2 separate regions of the Homo sapiens genome follow, and region 2 is linked to region 1. Evidence: read pairs that join two places in POLR2A ChIA-PET (ENCODE). Cell type or tissue: PC-3. All regions are shown on one strand.

The links. ChIA-PET counts read pairs that join two places held together with the same protein. Peaks named below come from ENCODE experiments on the same cell type or tissue, not always from the same donor. Only the 100,000 strongest peaks of a DNase experiment are listed, where the experiment ranks them.
Region 2: POLR2A ChIA-PET joins it to region 1 with 5 read pairs; 3 of 35 experiments call an interaction of 5 or more read pairs at or near these places.

The regions. Positions count from the first base shown.
Region 1 is chr5:10,873,387-10,877,386 of GRCh38, reverse strand. No RefSeq gene overlaps it. Among named protein-coding and RNA genes, the nearest start is that of CTD-2154B17.1, 88 kb to the right of the region's middle. In PC-3, no CTCF peak of the experiment used is centred here; DNase peaks (open chromatin) are centred at 196 and 1,796; H3K4me3 peaks cover 1,746 bases; H3K27ac peaks cover 2,347 bases.
Region 2 is chr5:10,771,405-10,775,404 of GRCh38, reverse strand. It overlaps CTD-2154B17.1 (a long non-coding RNA gene), which reads left to right. Exons shown (of 4, transcript NR_188230.1): 4 at 105-764. Among named protein-coding and RNA genes, the nearest start is that of DAP, 12 kb to the right of the region's middle. In PC-3, no CTCF peak of the experiment used is centred here; no DNase peak of the experiment used is centred here.

The DNA of each region.
Region 1 (4,000 bases):
CCTTCTCCTGTGCTAGATACTTCCTGCCCTTGGACATCAGACTCCAGGTTCTTTGGTCTTTGGACTCTGGGACTTACACCAGTGGTTTGCTGGGGGCTCTCAGGCCTTTGGCCACAGACTGAAGGCTGCCCTGTCAGCTTCCCTACTTTTGAGGTTTTGGGACTCGGATTGAGTCACTACTGGCTTCCTTGCTCCTCAGCTTGCAGACGGCCTACCGTGGGACTTCACCTTGTGATCGTGTGAGTCAATTCTCCTTAATAAACTCCCTTTCATATATACATCTATCCTATTAGTTCTGTCCCTCTGGAGAACCCTGACTTGTACAGCAACATACAGTGTTTTGCTTGATCACCAGGTTAATACAATGGCCCTTTCCAGCAGCTGACATCCCCTATCCATATAGGAATGGTTGCTATGAGTAATCCAGGCTTCTCTGGTCTCTAACCTAGGAGAAGTGAATGAAGGACTCCATACCATAATCCTGCCTTTCCTTCTTCAATGAAGGATTGTTATCAGATACCTCCTTTGCTTGATTTATAACTAAAGGCCATAAATAACCAGAGCTTCTCAAAATCATCTGAGACAAATACATTCCCATTGTGCATATTTGGCACCATTTGGGGGAGTTCATGTTGTGGGGAGGGGTATGTGGCATTCTTTTCCTTAGTCCAGGGTAAGACTTGGGCTCTGAGCCAGGACCAGGGAGGAGGTCTCAAGCCTGGGACTGCATGAAAAACCAGGAGCTGGGAGCCCAGTGGTCCTAAACCCAAGACATAATACTTCCTCTTTTTCAGCTTTTAGGGGCAGGCAGCACGCGGCGAGGGCTCACTTTCCCATTAACATACTCATACTTCCTCTTGGCTGAGCTTCCCTCTGCAGTCCCTGATGAGCTAAGCACCCTCTCTGGGCAGATGGAGAAGCTCTGCACAGTCTAGGACCCCTGTGGGGTGAAACATCTCTCCACTCAGGGAACACTAGGGGGAATTTAAGGTTCAGGCTCTTAAGCCGTGAGTCTTGAGCTGTTGTTATCAGAAATGCATTATGCCATCTAATTCTATTTCCATTCACCTCTGCTTGGGACCTAAGGGATATTCAGGAGGAAATGATTAATGAGTTCCTTGGGATGTTCCCATAGCAAACAGCAAACCCATCATCGGGTGACTACAAATGATGCAAGTCGCCCCAAAAACCGACCAGGGGCTTTATTTTTACACTGCACACTTGTTAGAAATCAGTAAATCAGAGACGACTGAGTTGGCAACTTTTCAAGTCCGGGGAAATGGTTTTTAATAGGGAAACAGACTGCAGATCACCTCCCTCCATCCTGCCAGAAACCTCAGGGAAGTTAAGTGGAGAACATCTATCAAGACCCAGGGACAAAAACCCAAAATCATCCATCTGGAGGAAGTGACAAAAATCCCCCAAACAACTGGAATGTCTTTCCATATTTGTCTCACTTTACCTCCAACTCATCAGCTTTCTCTGGTGTGCCAGCCAGCATGCGCAGTTAATCATGACAGTCCACTGAAGGCTCATTACGCCAATCTTGGATCTTGTTTAACATCTACTTAAAGGATGTCCCATCCACAGGTGTGCCAGTTTATCTATGCAGATGACACATCTTGAGCAGTTTGGAGATGGCGGTGTCCGGGCCCATCCCTCCTATTCCCACAGCTTTCTTGGTGTCAGGCTTGCTCTCAGGTGGAAGGAGAATGTCAGCGTTGCTTCCATTTTCCACTGAAATGAAAGTTCTGACTCAGAACTGAGTTGTCTTATCATCCCAAGTTATGCCACCCTCTGCCCCATGTAAGAGCTGGTGTCTTTTCTGAGTCACACTTTGAAACATGAACCGAGGGTTTTAGGGCAGTTCTCAATAAGCCGACACCATATGAACGCCAGGCATTTGGGGCGTGTGGGGCACTGTCTGAATTCCCCACTGGGAGCAGGCCCTTCCTCTGCACCTCAGCACCCTAAAGCACATCACTCCCCGCTGCCCCCACTCCCTGACCATGCTTTCCTTCATCCTGGGTGAAATATTTATTGAGCAACTGCTTTAAGAGAGGGGCTTTGACCTCCTGCAGAGCTGGGCTTCCACCTCCTGCAGAGCTGGGCTTCCAGCCTGAGAGACAAGACAAGCACTTGTGAAATATTTAATAATGATACAAAGGCCGGAACAAGCGATTCAGAAATAACAGCAGCTGTAGGGTTCTGAGGAGAGAAAGATTGATAAGGGCTGACGTGACTAGGAGAGGCTTTATAGAAGACATCAGACTGGGGGATAAACTTTGTGTAGACCCAAAACAGGGGAGAGGCCTTGCTGGGAGAGGCACCCAGGATGAGCAAAGGTGAGAATGAACAGACAGGGTTTTGACCACTTGGAAAAAAACATCAAGGTTATGTTGAGCCAGGAAGAAATAAGCTGGTGCATGATAAGAAGAGGAACGCTGGAGAAACAGGCCAATGCCCGGGCAGAGCCCCTGACTTCAGCAGGCCCGGCCCAGAGTACTCTCCAGTGGAAGCTTTCCCGAGAGACCCTCCCCCAAAGCTGTCACTGGCTTATTTCCTCCTAAAACATGGAAAAAGGATAGAGAAGCTAATTAGGATGAACTGAAGCACTTTATCTTACTGAAGGGAACAAGTTAAAGCACTCAAAACACTCCTTGGGCATATTCTGATCAAAACGATGTTATCCAGATGGTACAAATATGCTTCAAGGCACGCAGATGCAAGAAAGGTCAGAATTCTTTATTTTTCCTTTATCAAATTACATCTAGTGAAACAGAATAGAGAGTCTAGAAAAAGACCCACAGGTATACATTCACTTGATTTATGACGAAGGCGGCATTACAGAGTGATGTGGAAAAGAAGGTCCCTCGAATAAATGGTGCTGAGTCAATTAAATAGTCATATTTTAAAAAATGAGTCTTAGTCCCTCACAACAAGCACAGTAATAAATTCCAGGTGGTTTATATTCCTAGATCACATAGGAGAGCATTGGTATGACCTTGGAATAGCCAAAGATTTCTAAAAATGATCCAGAAGGACCTAAAAGGGCATTGACCACGAAAAAAGTTTGATAAACCGGAAGAGGTTATCATGAAGAACCTCTGTTCAATAAAAGACACTAGTAAGAGAGTGAATGGGAACCCAGGGAGAAATAATCTTTTCAGTCCATACATCTATGTCCTAGGCAGTTCAGGCGGTTATAACACAATACCATAGACTGGGTGGTTAATAAACAACAGAAATTTATTTCTCACACTTCTTCTGGAGGCTAAGAAGTTTAAGATCAAGGAACTGGAAGATTCATGTCTGCTGAAGGCCTGCTTCCTGGAACAGATGGCCACCTTCTCATTGTATCCTCACATGGCGACAACAGGCAGAACTCTCAGGGGTGCCTATCATGAGGGCACTGACCCCATTTATGAGGGTACCACCCTCATGATCTAATTTCCTCCCAAAGTCCTCTCCTACTAATTCTATCACATTAGGGATTAGGACTTCAATGTATGAATTTGGGGGCGACACAAACATTTGTCCATTGCAATCTGATAAAAGATTTATATCCAGAATATGAAAAGAACTCCTTCAAGTCACTAAGAACATGGCAGGCAACCCGACAGAACAATAGGAAGAAGACGTGAACAGGCAACTCCTTAAGAAGACAACCAGATGGCCGATAAACCAATGAAGAATCATTTAAACTCATTCGTGATCAAAAAATGCAAATTAAAACCACAATGAAATACCATTACACATCCATCTGAATGGCTAATGTGGAAAAGACTGACAATACCATGTGTTGGCAAGAATGTAGGGCAACTGGACTCTCATACAGTGCTGGCAGGTGAGAAAATGTATACAAATACCTTTGAAAAGTATTTGGCAGGGTCTTGTAAAGCTGACCGTGCAAAAGCTCCACGACCCAGCCACTCTACTCTTGGTATTTATTCAAGAGAAATGAAAACGTATGTTCATACAAAAATTTATAATAAATGCA
Region 2 (4,000 bases), 100 kb after region 1:
TGTAATCATGAGTTTCACACGGCTGTCATTTTACTGCCTGCTAGGAAAAGGGAATATGTTTGAATTTTATAAGTTTCTGAATTTCATAATTTTTTTATTTTTAGAGGTGCTCCAGGCTGACTCCATACCTCCCACTGAATGACAATTGTTCTAAAGGTAGACATTCTTATTTCATCATCAAGAAAAGCACTCTGTAGTGAACAAGGGCACTCACGCAATTGGATTCATGGAGAGATGTTTGTTTTTCTCCCACTTGTTTACTGTTGCTGGTGTTAGATCAAGTCTGGCCTTTACTATTCCATTAAAAAATGACCATTTGTGATTAGATATTTACAAAAATATATTCAGAATGATATATTTCAGATATTACATTTTTTCTAACAGTTCGTTTTAGTTTTGAATAGAAGCCTTAAAATACTTGGCCAGGTGCGGTGGCTCACGCCTGTAATCCCAGCACTTTGGGAGGCCGAGGCAGGCGGATCATGAGGTCAGGAGATCAAGACCATCCTGGCTAACACGGTGAAACCCTGTCTCTACTAAAAATACAAAAAATTAGTCGAGCGTGATGGCGAGTGCCTGCAGTCCCAGCTACTCGGGAGGCTGAGGCAGGAGAATGGCATGAACCCGGGAGGAGGAGGCTGCAGTGAGGCGAGATCGCACCACAGCACTCCAGCCTGGGTGACACAGTGAGACTCCATTTCATAAATAAATAAATAAATAAATAATTGGAAAAGTAAGAGTTAAAAATAAATCATGGAAAATCATAAAGTGATTCATTATCTGAAATACTTTCTGAGTACAAAGCACTTTGTTTCCTCTTCTTTGCTGATACCTGCATGTGAGCTAAAATGTGAAGGAAGGCATTTGTGATCTGATTTTGTGTCTACAAATGTCTATGCCTAACCTTGAGCTGCTGCCTTTGTTGGTGTGTGAAGTGATGCAGCAGAGCAGGGGATGGCAAACCTTCTGCAAAGGGCTAGAGTCAATTTATTGTACTTTGGGGGCCAAATGTGTCTGCCACGACTCCTCAACCCCGCCATTGTAGCCAAAAAGCAGCAATGAACAATATGTAAAGAAATGGGCATGACTGTGTTCCAATAAAACTTTACACAAACAGGCACCAGGTCAGACCTGCCTTGCAGACTACTGTTTACCAACCCTGTAGTAAACAATACTCAAAGGTACTCTAGTTGAGAATAAAATTACAATTAGCGATAATGGTACAGTACAGCTAGAACATTATTATTTCTGACACAGCGTTAAAGTACCACGTGTATAAAACGCTTCAACATAAATATGGGCAGATTATATTAAAAGGTTGTATTGGCAATCACCATCCAAGTAGTGACCCCTGACCTGTGACTTCTCCTGTCATCTACAATCATTTAAAAAGTTGTTGAACCACTGGGGTGAGAGTGGTAAGATGTGAAATCTTCTCTTTGTCACCCTAATGATGAATGTCTACCTAATCAGTTGGAACAGTGATATCATACATTTCTTTGAGTTGATAATATGGCAAAAAAAAAAATCATGAGGCTGTCCATGAAAATCCCATCTATTTAGGAGATACAGGCAATATAAATGAGAAAAAAAAAGCTCATAATAATAATTACTAAACCTGAAATTAAGGTAGAGGAAGGCACTTGCCCATGAAGATGTTTTAAGTCTGAATGTCCAGAAACAAGAGTCAGCCAAGTCGAAAATTTGAAGAAGTCTGACTGAGTCTTCTCTTTCCTAATCCACTCACAGAAGTAGAGAAGTCTGTTATTTCAGGCCTCAAGCTGACAGCTCCCGGGGCTTGCCCTTCCATTCTGTCCTTTACACCACATCTCAGATATCCCAAAACTGAAACTCGACTTGGTGTGTGCCCTGCCTGCCAGCCTTTTCTTCCTTAAAGGAGGGTAACAGTGGGCAAGAGGCAGCAGCCTCCAGTGGCAGCATCACAACTGACCCCAGCCAAGAAGGACACCATGACATTCATGCTTTTCTTGTGCCTTTCAGGGGAATCCATAAATCAGACCCATTCATGGCCACCTGGGAAAACACCAGGAGCTGTTCACAATCACAGCACATGAACACAATGCCATCAGTCAACGTCTTCTCCTCAACTGTGATCGAAATTAATTTAAAGAGATTTAACTTTAAAAAGGAACATTGATGCGATGTTCACAAATCAATGAGCTAAATATTAGTCCTCATAAGTGTTATAAAATCAGTTAATGATCCTTTCTGCTGTAAGCACAATTCTTAATCATTAGCGCCATTACACATAGCTTCTCTTGAAATGCATCACCCAATACATCATGACACACAGCACTCAGTTTATAAGCAATCATGTAAAAGAATAAGGAGATATCAGTATTTCAAAACTGCTGCAGGCTTCTGACTTCCTAGCAGGCAATAGTCCCCTAGAAACTATAGATTAGTGATGTTCAGCGGTTCTCAAACTTTAGCATGCGTTAGAACCACCAGGAGGGCTTATGAAAACATGGATTGCTGGGGCCCAGCCCAGGGTTTCAGATTTAGCAGATCTATGGTAGGATAAGAACTTGGATTTCTTTATAACCTCTCAGTGGTGCAGATGCTACTGCTCCAGGGACCACACTAAAACCACTGTTGTAGAGAAGGGGCCTACACACTTTCTCTAGAGGGTCAAATTAATACTTCTGCTTTACAGCCCATGCCACCTCTGTTGCAACTACTCAATTCTGCTCTTGTAGCACAAAAGCGGCCACAGACAATACTTAAGTGAGTGATGTGGCTGTGTTCCATTAGAACATTATTTACAAAAATAGGCAGTGGACTGGACTTGTCCTTTAGCCACAGTTTACTGACACCTGCTAGAGAGAATGAAGGACTGTCTTCAAAAGACTTGCCCCATCTCTCTGGCATGAATAACCGAAAGGGATAAAGTGTACGCAAGCCAGCCTCTCCCTACCCAAAATTGCTTCCTGAAAGATCTTGCCTGCACATAACATAAAGCATGAATGCCTTGGCACCTGACTTTCATCTTTTAAAATGTGTTCCAAGGAACTGTCCAGAAACAACACATTATATTAATATCGGAAAGCTTTAGAAACTGGATCATCATTCAGCATTTCAGTCTGTTTTAGAGGAGAATACCAGAAGCCTACCTCTGTTACTCGTCACCATGTACTGTGTCGGCCTCCATTGGACTAGAGTATAAGCTCTGAGAGAGCTGAAACTTTATCTTCACTTTCTAGAAAGGTGCCTGGCAAAAGGAAGGTGCTCAAAAATATTTTCTTGAATAAAAGAAAGTCTATGAAATCAACAACTCCCTTCCCGGCCTTGAGATTTCTAGATTTACCTTCAGAGCCTAGTAGCCAACCATGCCTCCCTCCTCTCCGTTACTACAGCGTTGGGACTGTAGGAACAGAAAAGAGACTCCAGGAGGGAGGCTCAGGGTCAGCAGATGTCTACCATGACCACCACACTTGGGCTGATGATAAGGACAGACTTCCTTTCAGTCTCTCAGCTCCTGTACTTTGCTGTTTGGACCCTCAAGGACCACTCAGCTCTCCAGACACCTAAGTGAAAGTTGGAAGTGGAAACAAACACCAGGGAACTGAGATCAAACAAAGCAGAGAGCGTAGGGCTGTTGATGGAAAGAGCTGGCTCCATGGGACAGGCAGACTTTAGTATCAGAAAGGCCAGCAAGGTAGGTGGGAGTTGGGGGGAAAGGAGGTGGAAAGCAAGACTTCCCGTTGTGTAATGAATTCATTAGAACAGAAGCAATGTAAGTGTCCATCGACAGATGAATACAGAAAATGTGACATCTGTGCACAGTGGGAAACTACTCGGCCAAATACTGCAAGACCCCACTTACATGAGCAAGCCACAACAGTCAAACTCATAGAAACAGAGTAAAATGGTAGTGCCAAAGGCTGGGAGAGGGGAAGACATATCTCTTGGTGTATCTTACAGTTTGCAAGATGAATACATTCTAGAGATCTGCTACACAGCGTCATGCCTGTAGTTA